2 separate regions of the Mus musculus genome follow, and region 2 is linked to region 1. The links are chromatin loops, found by intact Hi-C in ENCODE. Cell type or tissue: left cerebral cortex. All regions are shown on one strand.

Region 1 (8,000 bases):
GCAGAAGCATCAGTGCACGGCAAGGCCACCCCTTCCTCTGAGGCACATGGACCAACTTCCTGCCACTGCCTGGAAGCAGCAAGAGCACCCACATGCAAACACGCACGCACTTTCCTCCCGGTCTTGCAGACAGAGTGCCATCAGCAGATTACATGGCTGGCTCATTTGCTAACTCTTATCTGGTAAGCTAATTGCTGTTTATGTGAAATATTAATGGATAGGAGAGATGAAAGGCCCGAGAAGATTTCAGATTCCTATTTTAAATCTTGGTGTGACTGGAAAACAATTTTACCAAATCTACTCTAGTTTAATGTTCAAGACTTAAAAAATGAAGCATAGAAACACAACAAAATCATGGATTTTTACAAGCAAAATTGTCATCTCAATGATAAAAACAATTATATCTCCCATGTGTTAGTGATAACATACAAAGATAAAATAGATTTAAAAAAAAAACACAACAACTCAGACTTCCATTTTGAGAACATTTAAAGTGTATCATCTGCTGAAGTCTGGAGGAAAAAAATAAAAATAAAATCTTTGCCATTCAAGATAAAATCAGAATAAATCAGCAAACAACACATAACTGTTAAAATAACCTCAAAGCTAAAAATACTGACTTTCTTGGTACTAAAAGTATCACAGCGTAGGAACAAGGCTCCGTAGGAGTTTTTGCCTAATGAGCATAAGGTCTTCTATTCTATTCCCAGCAACACACACGCGCGCAGTTATAAAGTCATGTAGGTACAGAGAGTACAAGTATCAATTCCTCAAAGTTGGTGCTCCTCAGGACAGGATTAGTGTTGTGGGAAAGGCATCAAAAACATCAAGCACACCTAAGATCTAAAGAGTTACAGGAATGTCCACCACGCCCTCTACAATCAAACCTTCCGACACGACGCTGTTGCTCTCCAGAAGCTACTTCAAGAAGCCTAGACAAGTTCTATCTTGATAACAGTTCAAAAGTAGAACAAGCTGCCATGCTTCAAGTGCAATAGAAAGACCCAGTCACTCACTTCATCTTCCGCTTGACCTGGCTGCCTAGCTGGAGAAGTCCAAGAGCTCCGCGGTGACTGGACCGGTACTGCCCAACGGCAAAGGCTGCCCTGGCGCACTGCACCCTTCTAAAGAACTTCTCGAGCTTAATTACAGGAACAACAGGATCCACAAGCTTGCTTCCCTGACCTTGGAACTGTGAGCATTGATCCACCTGATCTTTTACACTGTAATAGGTTTCACCATTCTAAAACCGACTTTTTATCCATGTCAATGCCAAAATTCAGAGAATTTTGAAAAGCATATTTCATAATATTTAAGGCTGTATATTCAACTTCCAGTTGGATACATATAGCTAAATATTCTTTGAGAACAACGAGTCTTTGATACAAAGCACATGAACTGAAGTCAACATAAAAAGACACTGACTGGGACTCTAATTGAGACCCTTCACAAAGTACCAACTAAAAAATTCCCAGAGGCAAGATGAGGGATAAGGGGTTAGAGAAAAGAAAGCAGCAAAAACAATGTAAAATGTAAAATCTGTGGTCTGGTGACTGAATCTGACATAGGATGGGACTGTGTCTCTTTTCTTTTCTCTTTCTTTCTTTCTTTCTTTCTTTCTTTCTTTCTTTCTTTCTTTCTTTCTTTCTTTTTTTGAGACAAGTTTTCTCTGTGTAGCCCTGGCTGTCCTGGAACTCACTCTGTAGACCAGGCTGGCCTCAAATTCAGAAATCCACCTGCCTCTGCCTTCCCAGTGCTGGGATTAAAGGCGTGGCCACCATGCCCGGTGGGACTGTCTCTCTGCACAGGAATCCTTCACAAGGTCACACCGCCCTGCCCACAGTGCCCAAACACATTTCGGGGGGGGGGGGGGGGGGGGCATGACAGTGTCACATGATCTTAGCACTTGGGAGGCTGAGGCAGAAGAATTAGGCCAGCCTGGGCTACATAATATATCTGGAGTTCCCCTACTTTACAGTGCACTGGAAATACACAAAGATTTGACCTTCAATAAATTTTAGGATGATACTCTCAACAAAGTGAAATACTAAGGAATCTGCTTAAAATTGAACTAAACTGACTTTATAAAAATGCTAAAGCCCAGATGTGCAAATGGAATCTTACTGCTACAAAGTGTGATAACTGAAGTCTCTCAGAATATTTGACTTTCCAAAGTCCTCATAATCTGACCTAATTGAGCTTTACCACTTTTAATGAGAAACATTAATACTATCCTTTAGGAGTTCCCGTGCCCAGTCAAAGATAAAGTTTTATCTTCAGTGGTTTAATTCATTTTCCTATCATCTCAGCAGAGAAAGGTTTCTTAAATAAATATCAAGACTTTCATGCTAAGAAGGGAGAATAGTGATCCCTGATTAGAATTCCAGAGTCTCAGAAGAGCTGACGTACATGCCAGGAAGCCGAGGCCTCCTATGTTAGCTTCCACTGTGCCCCTCCTGCACAGGAGTGAGGATGCTGTTAAATCTAATGAGGCACAGACTTCCCTGCTGCATTTCCAGTTTGATGATATTATAAACCGCACTTGCTTGGGGAAAAAAAAAAAAAGTAAGAAGCCCATCCCAACTACCAGATTTCAAATGCTGGCAGTCTATTTGCTGGAGGAAAACTGTTTCTGACCTACTGAAGAACTGCAAGAGAGACCTCCACCATTCATGAATAGCCCCGGGGCTGACTAAGATACCGCCCAGAACAAATGAGCCCTGGACTCAGGACTATCTGGGTGGACTCTCAGCCTGACTGTTCACCAGTTCTACTGACCTTGAACAAAAAGCGTCCGCTTTGCTCTGCAGTTTTTCCATCTGCAAAAAGTAGGGCACCGATCTACCTCTCTTCCAGTAACTATGAGTCAGGAGCTAAGTGCGAACTACTTGGAAGACACCAGCATTTACGCTTACAATACATTAGCTGCTATTTTTATTTTCTCTTTTACAATGACATTCAACTTCTCAAAGGTAATCACAATAACAGCTTCTTTAAAAGACTATTTTATCAAACTATAGTTAAGACTGCACCATCCTGGAACAGTCTCCATTCACATCCTAAATTCTGCCAAGCACGCAGACATACCTGAAATTCCAGCTCTATTGAGGCTAAGGTAAAAGGACCAAAATTCAAAGCCAGCCTGGGAAACTAAGTGAAACCTTGTCCCAATATTTTTTTTTTTTTAAATGAAATCGGGGATGGAGCGATGGTGCAGTGGGTATAGTACTCACCTCACAAGCACGAGAATCTGAGTTCAGATCCCCAGCACTCAAGAAAACAAGGCTGGCTACAGTGGGTGCCCGTCTGGAATCCTATCTCTGAGAAGGTGGGTATATTACTTGGCAGCCCATATAGCCAGTGACAAATCCTATCTCAAAAATTACAGTGGAGAGCAATAGAGGAAGACATCCAACATTTAAAAAGAAAGCCAGGGATGGTGGTGCACACCTTTAATGCCAGCACTCAGGAGGCAGAAGCAGGAAGATTTCTGTAAGTTGAGGCCAGCATGATCTGCATAAAGCATTCAGGGCCAGCCATCACTACTGTAGAGTGAGATCCTGTCTCAAAAAGGGGGAGGGGGCTCTCTGCTAACTACAGAGTTCCAAGACAGTCTGCGCTACACACATAATGAGATTTTATCTAAAAAATAACATGTTTGTATGTATGTGTGCATGCATATTAATATTAGGTTGAGGCTAGATTGCTCACTAATAAAATACCATCAAAATCTTATTATGATTACTTGATACAATTAATCCCCAAATTTTATCAACTAAATATTCTGGAGCATGTTTTCTCAATTTTCCTTGTTAAATAACGATGCTAACTGGACAGCTAAAAGATCTACATCCTAGAAAAAGCAACTGCAATTGCATGCTAAGCAATAAATGTCTCAGTTCTCTCTCCTAGACTCTTTCAAACATGAATTTTGCCTTTAGACTAAAAATAGTTCTGTACAGATGCTGCCTGAAGAGAAAAGATAAGGCTAGCAAGAAATGATGAGCAAGGTTGCAGAGAAGGAGGGGAGCTTTGGAGAACCTGTCCTGCCCGCTCCAGACCCAGAAAATGCCTCCCTCCAGAGTCTACAATTATTCATAAAGACACAAAACTGGCCACAGTGCCTGAATGGAGACCATGTCCCTGATAATTATGCAACTTTGCCATGGCCGAGGATAAAAAATAAAGATAATCAAGCTTATGAAGGAATGGCTCTGGATTCCCTTAAAGAATTCCACCTCAGCACTCAGAAGCAAAAGCAGGAGAGTCTGTGTTTGAGGCCAGCCTGGGCTAAATTCAGAGCTCCAGAACAGCCAGGTATCTCTAAAGAATTCAGTAAAGATTTAAACTGTTTTTAATTTTAAAAAAAAGATTCAAGGAGAAACAGGTATCTAAATGGCTGTGTTCAGGAATTCAAATAAGTCATTTTCTGTAATTTTTTAAAAGTATAGAATAGTTTATCTAGGGCATGGGGACGGGAGTTAAGAGGGTAGCAGAGGCAGAGAAAGGCAGAGAGAAGGAGAGAGGGGGAGGGGAATGGGGAGCAAGGGGGGGGGGCAAGAGTAAGAGAGAGGCAAGAGCTAAGAGCCTGTCGTTTTTTAAAGGACAGTTATGAAGAAAATTTCATAGTTTACTTCATTTTTGATACATCCACAATCAATGAATAAATAAATGTTGTGGGAGACCAAGAAGGTATGAACACAGCTAAGAAATCCATTCTAGACTTCAGATACCTGTGTGAAGGGTCTTCCTTAGTTCAGAGGTAGGCCCCTACTAGGTAAGCAAAAAAGGGAAACGGCCCATTTCATGAGTTCTTTGTACCAGAAGAACAGAAGCAAACCAGTTTTGCTAATACTTGGGTCTCATAGGAGCTGAGACAAAATGAAGGCCTCGTCATGGGAACAGGCAGACACCCTTCCCACAGAGCCTGACACCTGGCTTTCAATACTTCTCAGCAAGCAGCTTACAGGCACAGTCGCTTCCTATTCACGATGCTCAATGTCATCCTATCGATGAGTGCACTTGACCAAAAGTTGGGAAAGGAATACAAAACCTGGAGGACCTGACTTGCAATCTGCTGTTCTACTTCAGCATGACTTTGGGAAATTAATTCAGTAAGTTTAAAATAAAACAAAGAAAATCACACCCAACTGAAGACTTAAAAATCTCAGCAGAAACAAAACTCTGTCACACACTTACAATGCTATAAAACTAACATAAAGCCTTGGGCCATCAATCAACACAGCTCAGTGGTAAAGTTGCTGCCTATCAACCTGAGTTTGATCTCCAGGACCTACCGAGTGGAAGGAAAGAACACCTGCAACTGTCCCCAGACCTCCTCATGTGCACTAGGGCTCGCAGGTATGTGTGCACACAAACACAAAAATAGACAAATACACCAAACACACACTGACCACTGACAATAAATGGCTTTAAACAGAAGGGATTTAGGTCACACATTATGCAAAGATTCTCAGTATTAAAATAAGTATGGAGGTTTTTCTCTCTACAATTAAGGGAAGAAAAACTCCCACACTTTCCTTTCTTGGGCTTGAAGAAGGTAGATTCAAGTTTACCTGGTAGTTACAACATAAAGCAAGTCAGGTGAGTATTATGTTAACTATTAGCCACTGAAGAAACCCTCAATGTGTCATAAAATGATGTTTAAACAATCATGCTATGAAACATCCTAATATAAATTATAAAAACCAGCTTCAAGGCACAAACAACTGATCTTTTCAAACTCCATTCAGATCTTCCGTCCACATCGGTAGTTCTCAGCCTCCTAATGCTGGGACCGTTTAATACAGCCAACTATAAAATTATTCTTTATATACTATAATTTTGCTACTGTTATGAATTGTAATGTAACTATTTGGGGAGATAGATGTTTGCCGAAAGGGTTGGGACCCACAGGCTGAGCACGCCTAAGTGGAAGCGAAAGGTAAAACAGTAATATCTCCAGGGCGTCGATACCGCCGGGCTCACTCACCTGGTCTTTCTCATGGGGTAGAAGGCTGACGGGCGGGAGTGAGGACGGAAAAGCACTGGGGTACTGGGGCGCCCCTTTGCCATCTGAGCTCCCACTATTGACCCTGTACTGTGGTCCTTCCTTCAGTAACCTCCCATTGTTCACAGCACGCTTGGCCCCTAGCCGCAACCTCTGCTGAAAGGCTGGATGGTTGGTGGTGCCTGTAAGATCACTCTGGCTTCTCAGATACTTCTCAATGTTCTTCAAGGAGGAGCCGTTTGGCTCCTCAAGGCCTTCGATTGCTCTCTTTAAAAGTTTATTCCAATCCACATTGCGTAGATCATTACACGGCGGTCCTTTGGACCCCTTGGTTGGCTTGGGGAAAGTGCCCGGTTTAACCGATGAAAAACGCCCAGGATTGTCTGGGTCCTTATATGAAGCAAGGCCTTTGTTGGTGACTTTGAGAACGGAGCCATCCTGAACACTAAGTTCCAGCTGTTCCGAGACTGTTTTCTTGTCCAACCCATGGGACGTGCTGACCGCATGGCAGATCCTCTCTTCTGAGGGCCGCTGCTTCTGCTTCTTGATTTTCTGCACTGCTTCAAGAATCCACTCTGTGTAAAGTGGGTTTGCAAGTTTTACCATGGTTGACAAATGGCTTCTCCAACACAGACGTTACCCATAGAGATTCGCCTTGTACTTAACACAACCTGCACATTCCAAAGTCACAATTCAACACAAGGGCAGAGGATCCCAGCCCATGTGAAGCAACAGCATAGGGACAACCATCCTTAAAGAGAGGACTGACTGCCAGGCAACGTGGAGAGTTGTCTTAGTTCACCAATGGGAAGGACTGCACTCTTCAAGTGAAAGACATCTTTAGGAAACCAAGACCTTAAAGGATAAAAAGAGAGAGAGAGAGAAAAGACTCTTAATAATGAAACTTGTAAAAATAAAGATTTCTCAGCATTATTCTTTATCAGGTACAAAACTAACACACTGAAAGGCAGGTACTGTGCAATCCAGCCACAGGACAACTCTGTGCAACCAGGCACTAGGTGCACTCTGTGCACGACTTTGTTTTTAGGATTTTATTTACACATAATAACTTAAGAGACCACATCTGTCAAACAGGCTTGAGATGACTCAGTGGTAAAGGCACCTGCTCCACCTGAGTTCAACCCCTAGAACCCACACAGTGAAAGGAAAGACCTCTCCCCCCAAACTCGTCTGCCCTCTATGCACACACTGTGGGATATGCTGCCCCAAACCTCTCAAAGTACAAAACAAGTTAAAACATGGAAAATCTGAGTCCTGTTATCAAAATTATAATCATGTGAAAGCAGTCTAAGGTACATGTCTACCAGAGATATAAAATAAATATAAAAAAGGAACAATAGTGCACGCCTTTAATTCCAGCACCCAGAAGGCTGAGACAGGAACATCTTTGTTTGAAGAAGACCGTGGTCTACAAGGGAGTCTAAAGCCAGTGGAGAGCTACACAGTGAAACTGTATCCAAACAAAAAGAACTTAAGACAAGACACAGTAAAGCTGAGCTGAGCTAGGTCACAGAGGGAAATTTCCAACCTCGCCATCTGTATGGGATCAGGGCACTCTGGTGCTCTGCTCTGCGTAGCATCTGTGTATGGCACAGGCTGGCAAACTGAAATGAATACAAGTAAATACCCCTTCACCTTTTAATAACGCAGTATTCTACTTATCTTAACACCTGTTCCAGCTCATCCCACAGCTCAACAGAAAGACAATCCCTACAAACCTGACTCCAGCTGGCCAGGGCAGCAGTGCGCTCAGACTTCTGCTCTCCAATCTGGTACTGATACAATACCGGCCCAGGAACTGGGCCAGACCTACTGCTCTCCAGTAATGTCTCCATCTCAGCCCACTCTATCCAGATGACAGCGTGTTCATACATAGCACCATTTTGCTAGGTGTAATATAATAGCATAAGCATGGGATCTTAGCATTTAAGAGGTTGCAGGAAGACTGAGAGTTTGAGGCCAGTCTCAG
Region 2 (8,000 bases), 120 kb before region 1:
AAGTCAGCCAGAAGTATAAAATGAGACCTGGTCTCAAAGGAAAGAAAAGTTCAAGTCCACCTTGTTTTTTCATGTCTGAAGTTTTAAAATAGTTTTAGCACTTAAAGGGAACCCTGGGTTATCCATACATGTACATTCATGTATGTCCCCTGTAATTATATCACTGTATTTAGAGCTTGACTTTTTTACCTGGTGGTACCAGTTCCTTTATAATCTAGGCATCACTTTAGATAGCTTCATTATCACTTCATATCAGCAAAACGACATCTAATACAAATTGTTATAGGAACTATGCTGATCCAAAAAAGTTTCCAAGGAGATCACGGTAACTCAGAAGCACGATATACTGATGTTTAGCACAAAAGGACAAACACGGTCTAAGCATGCTCGTATAGAACATAGCTGGGACGGTATAAGATAGAACTTACAAAGACAGCATTAGAGATAAGAGGTTCTTGAGTTGTTACCAAATGAGCATGGTTTTGAACAGGCAAGAGGAAGGGGCCATGTCAGGAAAGGCCATGCACAGAAAAAGAACTCAGAGAAGCAAACTGTTGAGTCAAAAAGCTTAAAAGGTAGCCTGGAGCTGTCTCCTGGAACGTCCTTTTAGTCTAGAGACACGAGAACACTGTCAGCAAGCTTAGACCTGCATGGTTGTGATGTATCCCAGAAAGTGTAGTTATAGATGAGCGCCTCATACATGATGACTGTAAAATATTCCATAAAGAGTCAGCTAATTCTGCCTTTCCAAATAGCTGTAGCAGGGATTTAACTCGAATGTAACTGTACATTTACTTATCCAATATAAACAAGAAGAACCCCCCCCCCTTAAAAAAAACCTCATGTAATGATGGTCTTCACATGTGTACCCACTCCTACACCACCAGGAACTAAAGCCACATACATGGACTTGGTCAAACCCAGAGGGACATAGATAAAAAGACATGAATACAAGAAAGAGATTAAGTAGCAAACAAGGGGGTGAGGGATGAGGGAGGGAAGAGGGAGGGCAGGAGAGGAGCAATCAGTGCATTAGGTACAAGTATGGAAGGCTCAGGGAACAGTGATTTAAAACATGGAAAACTAAAGAAGAAAAAGAGTCTGATTACAGCGAGGATGTGGAAAGGAACGACAGTGAGCTAGTATATAGCCCTCCTTGGACAATTAGTCTCCTGGATAACTAGGCCAAAACAGTAAGACTAGGAAAACAAATTAATAATTGGAAATACTATCTGAAGGTATAAAAATAATCAACCCAAAATCCTTTTTAATTTTATATTTTTTTGGTCAGGAAATTATACAAAATCAGTCTAAAATTTATCTGCAGACTTCAACATTTCAGAATCTAATGATAGAGACTTATAGAGTCAACATACTTCCTTATGGACCCTCACAGCATACCTACATGCAAGGCCTTGCATTTCCTGCACATATATTCAAATTTCCTTTATCCAGCTAACAACCTACGAATTCACGTGCACTAAGTGACAGACTGTCATATAGCTAGAGAGTCCTATCATCACAGGGTAAGGGGCTCACAGGCTACTATCTCTCTAAATGCAGCTTGAGCCTTAGTATGAAATAAGCAAGAAGAGAGACAGCGGCTAAGAAAGAAGCACAGCCGCTGCATTGTTGCAAGCATCCAGCCGCTGCATTGTTGCAAGCATCCAGCCGCTGCATTGTTGCAAGCATCCAGCCGCTGCACTGTTGCAAGCATCCAGCTTTAACCAGAGAGGCTCAGGGCTACAAGTGCATATGAAGCCAGCAGCTCCTGAGAAACCTCGTTACCAACAGCTTCTGCAACAGTGAGAGGGAAGTAACTAGAGCCTCCTCAGGTGAACAGGCTCTCTTTACCCCTGCTCTCCTCTGCTCCACAAAGACTACTGGGCAAAATCTGAGAAAGCGAAAACTCCTTGTAACTAACAATCGCTTGTGCTTATTCCCAATAATTACCTAATGGTATAGTGAGCACAGTGCCACAGAACTCTACCAGCTCATTGCAGGTAATGGCTTTCTGAGGCAAGGGCACTGTGGTGAGATCTAGTCTCATTTTCCCTGAGTGTAAGTGGGTGTCAGGGAAACTGTCACGTGAGGAAGATCTTCTAACTCAGGTGGTTATAAACAGAAGACCCACTATGTACGATTACAAAAAGAAAACAGCACAGCAGGTTAAATAAAGCTTTATGCGGTACAGTTTCCTGAAACAGCCGGCAGCTACTCTGGAAGGAAGTAATGTATTTCACTTACTGAAATCAATGAGAAAGCGTCCAAATCCTTGCCTTTGGTGCTGGGGCATGATCATTATGCAGGACACATTATACTTCTGCTGGCAGAGCTTTTCCTATGGGAAAAAGAAGCATAGTAAGTATGTCAGAGCTCTGCTGCAGTGGGCAAGTCCCAGTACCTGCCACCGTCCTTGTAAAGCTATCCGCTAAGGTCAAACAGTGGCTTGGGTCAGGACCAATCAGAGTAATCCTACCATGCTGATCAAGTAAGTAACAACAAAGCACCCTCTCTGGCTATGCTTCTCAGATGTATCTGCATTCTACAAAGTTAGGAGCATAAAATCCGTATAGGGAATCTAGGAAATGTGTGCAGGGTGAAAGAACCGCCACAGGAGGGAACGACGCTCTCCTTGCTCACACAACTGCAGAAACGGAGAAAACACCACCTAGTCCACCCAGTGGAGTAAACTGGGCTTTGGCGGGCAGCCCTACTGCGTGATAATCTACAACTCGACAATGGCAAGCTGGCCTCTGCCTCTGAGTAAATCCCCCAGTGGCACTGGAATGGCAGACACGTGAGTGGACACACAAACAAATGTGTCTCCTGTGAGTCAGAAGGCCAAGTAGAAATAATTAAAGTCGGCACCTCAAACCAGGAAAATCAAACAACAACAAAGACACCAAGAAACCCCAAAGCCTCTGAACAACAGTGAGACGGAAATCCTATCAACAGGCTAAAGCCAGGAGGGGGTCTGAGTAGAGCTCTGGACAGCTCTAAGAACTAAGGGTTCACAATCGCAATATCGAATTCACAGTACACAGACACCACCAAAACCTACACAGAGAAGATCTGGAAAAGGCTTCTGAGGCCGTGAGTGCTGTGGCCAAATATAAACCACAAATGAGGCTGCTCACAAATAGAACCACATCACAAGATCACTTCAGAACACTCAGATCTTTAACGAACCAGTTTCAAAGACCACAGGAAACAACTGTGGAAAAAAGTCTAAAGGGCAAAAATGAAAGAAGATGAGCCCCACTTTTGTGTACTTGTAGCTGTCTGTGGCATCTCTAAGCCTTGAGAAGTAACAACGAGACTCTAGGAGATAAATTGCCCATCCCTGGATGTGCATGCCAATAGTAAAGGCTCAAATAATTAATTTTACTGTGCAAAGTAAGATAAATGGGTCACTCTATCTAAAAAGAGATGTACTCTGGGCAAAGAGGATTTATATCCTTGATGCCAGCCCTTTCTCTGTCCAGAACTGTTCTCAGCCATGAGAGTTCACTGAAATATAATCCAACAGCAATCCACTTCCTTTTCTTAATAGATGGACCTAGCCCAGTAAGTAAGTAAAAAGCCTGCTGTGCCGGTGTGAGCCTCCAGGAGCACGAGGCTTAAATCCACATTGAACAGAAGGGCTGCCAGACTTGGTGGTGTACCTTCTAATCCCAGCACTCGGGACGCAGAGGCAGAGGCAGGTATTTCTTGGTAAGTTCCAGGACAGCCTGGTCTACAGAGAGAGTTCCAGTAAAGCCAGGGCTGTTGCACAGAGAAACACTGTCTGGAGTGGGTGGGGAGTGGATGTTCAGGAGGCAGAAGACAGGCAGATCTCTGAATTCTAGCATAGCCAGAGCTAAATAGTGTGATTCTGTTCAAAAAACAAAAACAAATAAACAATGAAGAAAGAAAGAAAGAAAGAGAGAGAGAGAGGGAGAGAGAGAGAGAGAGAGAGAGAGAGAGAGAGAGAGAAAGAAAGAAAGAAAGAAAGAAAGAAGGAAAGAGAGTCAGTCAAAATAGCTGCACACAGGGATGAGACAGGAGGACCTCTGGATGGTTCATGTGTCTGGAGGGAGAGAACACTGAGGGACATGGACAGTCTTGCCATGCCGTCTTGGCTGACCACAAACTGGTGATCCCTTGTCTTAGCCCTCTGAGTATTTATATTAGCAGCATATGCCAACACACCGGGAAGATAGTCTAGCTTCTTATTTCCTGTGAAAACAGCACTTCTATGGAGTGTTTCATCATGAACATTAAAGAAAAGCAGATCCAATAAAGTCACTCATCTGCTGAGCGTCTGGATAATTACCATCTCTGTTTCTGTAACCATTCTTGGGTGCATACCCAGGGAAAGTTCAACACCTGGCAAACACATTCCAAACCAGCTCTCTTTCAAGGTGCATGACTTAGCAACAGCAGTTTCTGAGCAGTTTCTTCTGGAGAAGAGCTCTGAACCAGTGAAAAGACGAGCCACTGTGCCTTAGTATGCAAGTTCTTCCCCATGTTGACTGCTAGAGACAGGTAGGTTTCCTACAGGCAAGACTCCCTTAGAACTTAAAAACCACAGCACAGATCATGAGAGGCAGCGGTGGAAAACCAGCCACCTATCAACTAGGCCATCAATTGCCAGTGGTGTTTTTGTTTTTGTTTTAATTACATGTATTCCTTGGTGTGTGTGGGGTGGGAGGCAGGGCAGGGTAGGGTGCATGCGGACAACTTCTGGGAGTCAGTTCTCTCCTACCAAGCAGGTCCTGGACGTTTCTCAGGAGCCATCTCAGCAGCCCACACCAATGCTCTAACACTGGATACTGCTGACCACGAGGTAGGAAATGAGCCAGAGAGGCTGAGGTCTTAAGTGCTCCATCACAGAAAGCTTCATGTGCACACCACTTAAAAGAAGAAAGAAGCTCAACATTTGGAAATCAAAGCTGCGAGGCAGTCTACAAGGTGGTAATGAAATGTCGCATGGTCACTGTCAGCACAGCACAGGGTTCTGGGGTCCTTTACACACTTCCTAGGCACCTTTTGTTGTTATTTGTTTTGTTTCTTGTTTGTGTCCTTTCAAATGAGCTTTAAACAAAAAGCTGAGGTTTTCAGAAACATGAGCCACTTACTCAAATTATTGTCATAAAAATACAAAAACAAGAGAAAACAAAACAAAAAAACCCTGTTCAAAGACCTGAGCTCCACTAAAAACATTTGCAAGCAAGCGAGAGAAGGCCATGCTGGCTCGTGGTTTACCTTGGAGAAGTATCCAACCAGATGACAGCCTTTTTCATCATTTTTTGTAAGGACATAAAAAAGGAATGGCTCAACATCATAATACAATGTTTTGTGGTCCAGGAAGAGCTTGGCTAACAAGCAAAGGTTTTGGCAATAAATTTTACTCATATTCCCATCAACCTAGAAAAAGAGAAACAGACAACATTATTTAACATAAAAGTATCATCAGAATATAAACTTGCTTCTTCTGTATATCATTTTAAAAAGTATATAATTTTATTTCTAAATCCTACACTCTAAGATTAAAATACTCCATTAAACAAAGACAGTGTTAACCAGGGAACAGCTGTTACTTGCAGAGCCAGAATCCCATCTTTCCTCTTGTTAAGGTAAATTCAAGACAGCTAACGTCTCCTCCTTAAGCTCGTTCAAGAAACAGCAACGTTAGCAAAGTCACTTTCACTTGCAATTTATTATGAGTTAAAATTTATCAGGCATGCCCTCTTACTTTTAAATTGGAGCCAAGTAAATCTGAAAATTAAAAAAACAAATAAAAATTTCATCATGCATGCCAAACTTTTGTTATTTTCAAAAGGACTTCAAATAAAAATAATATAAATGAACCGCCTGAGTTATTCTGATTCTTCAAAAGTGTGGATTAAACAGCAGAGGCATCCATTTTAGTTTTATCCCAAGTATCATTTTAATATAACTGGAGAATATACAATCTCTGTGTTGGGAATAATTACAGAGAGAGTCAGGTGAATTTAAACCTACAGTAAGTGTAATGATTATAGTCTACTTCTCTTCAAAATAAAAGACTCAAGCTGGGACACCGAGGCCTCCACAGGAGCTAAGGCACAGAAACCAATGTCTTTGATCAAATGTAGTGACTTGCTGAAACAGAGAGCCAAACAGACCCCACACTCTTCTTAGGGGAGTCAGGTTTTGCTAACCCGAGCTCTTTGACAATGAACTTGACCATTCCCAGGTCTCCTGTGGACCATACTGGTTCTTATACTGCACAAATTATTTTTAGATTTCATATAACTATTTCCCTTGGACAGAACCTTAGTCCCACACATAGCAACATAATCAAATACAGGCAACTGGCACTGAGGATACAATTCTCTCTTTAATTAAAGGACGTTTTGATGTATTTGGGAGTATGGTCCTTTTGGAAACAGTGCCGTACACAAGAACTAATGGCGATGTACATCTGTGCATCAGAAACAGAAATGAAAACACTGAAACAATCTCCGATCAATCAGAAGTCTAGGAAAAGAGACAGGTACAGAAGAGACTCACAAAACCAAAATCACAGATACGGTTTACTTCTTTCTAAATCACAGAAAAGATCCGAAAGTTTCCTTTCCAAAGCTGATACCTTCAATCAAGATGCTAGAATAGGGCCTTAGGGTTTCCTCCACACCCTCAGTGTAGGAATGAACTACACTCCTGGGCGACTTTCATCTCTGTGCTTTCAAACACATGTCTAACAAGACTGATTATCCTGCCCAGATGACTTCCTGATAGATTAGAGCGTCCACACACAGCCTTACTCATGATGATTTATTCAATAATTACTTAAGGCAAACAATGTGTTTTGCTGTCTGGGAAAAGATGAACAGTCGTTTCAATTTTCTTTCGGTTGGAGGAAAAGCATCCAGGGCACGAGGAAAGGACCAAACAGTAAAGCTGGCACAACGCAAAGGCTCCCTGAGACCAACTCTCTCCCCTGCCTTCTTGGGGCTGCCTGAGTGGCAGCCCGACAGTACATCAAGTGGGGTAACCTGTACTTGGTATCCTTCACCTCCCACCCTCTTTCTGCTCAGATATGTGGCTGCTGAGGCATTTTTGGTTGTCACGAATGGACAGGAGGCACCAGCAGCAGCAGCCAGGAGGTAGACGGCAGGATGCTGCTAAACACCTTAAAAAGTATACTACAGTTCCTATGCAATATATTATTCAGCTTGAAATGCCAGTAGTACTCAGGCTGAGCAGCCTGTGCTTGGCCTTTAATAAGAAGTAATAGCGCAGCCTCACAAAGAATTCCACTTGCCCTTCAAGCTCACTAGAAAGAGCAGGAAGGTGCTTAAAAAACACCACAGCAGTAGGTACCTGACCAGTCTAGAGAGGGAAAGCCCTGCCTGAGAAGCCTCTTAGACACATGGGAAACTGATGACCCTCCCTTATTATAATGGAGGGACACTGGAGGCCAGAGCAAACGGCAGCTGTGCAGCAGAATGATACACAGCAACATGAGCACTGGAAAGAGAAAGGACACTGGTTTTCAGAAAAAGAAGACATCATGTCTGCCGTAGGAGGAAGGCTTGATCTGAGACCCTGAAGAGTAAACAACACACCAGGATGGTAACAAAGAGGCCAATACAGCAAAGCACAGAAATGTGCAGCTACAGTGAGGAGGATTAATGCCGAGAACGGACAGTGACCCTCTGAACAGACAGGACCACCAAAGGAGAGCCTGGAGTCCTCAGTATACAGCTGATCAGCTAAGCTAGATCCCCGAGCCTGGCAGCAGAAGCCTGGCTAAACAATGAAAATAAAGCAGAGACTTTCTGCTACTACGTCTGCTCTGAAAACACAAAATATCTTCAAGAAACCTACAATGAGACCCAGGAACACAGGGCTTCCTGGGAACGGCAAGGTTCTCTAGGGTAGCTGTCCACAGAGACTGGGGAAGAGTCCCAACATCTGCTGGGATCTCGCCCAGAGGATTTATCCACCCTGGCAAGAACTGGACAGAA

Evidence for each region. Peaks named below come from ENCODE experiments on the same cell type or tissue, not always from the same donor. Only the 100,000 strongest peaks of a DNase experiment are listed, where the experiment ranks them.
Region 2: a loop joins it to region 1, with 2.6 times the contacts of the local background. A loop is called at or near these places in 2 of 42 quality-filtered maps.

The regions. Positions count from the first base shown.
Region 1 is chr14:21,515,491-21,523,490 of GRCm38, reverse strand. It overlaps Kat6b (K(lysine) acetyltransferase 6B), which reads right to left. Exons shown (of 17, transcript NM_017479.3): 2 at 5,993-6,865. The coding sequence starts at 6,616. Among named protein-coding and RNA genes, the nearest start is that of Kat6b, 20 kb to the right of the region's middle. In left cerebral cortex, no CTCF peak of the experiment used is centred here; DNase peaks (open chromatin) are centred at 982, 2,711, 4,017, 7,797 and 2 more places; H3K4me3 peaks cover 243 bases; H3K27ac peaks cover 4,422 bases.
Region 2 is chr14:21,631,888-21,639,887 of GRCm38, reverse strand. Kat6b (K(lysine) acetyltransferase 6B) reads right to left here. Exons shown (of 17, transcript NM_017479.3): 11 at 5,251-5,412; 12 at 2,248-2,341. Among named protein-coding and RNA genes, the nearest start is that of Dupd1, 79 kb to the left of the region's middle. In left cerebral cortex, a CTCF peak has its summit at 3,619; DNase peaks (open chromatin) are centred at 2,381, 3,111, 3,625, 5,563 and 1 more place; H3K27ac peaks cover 5,038 bases.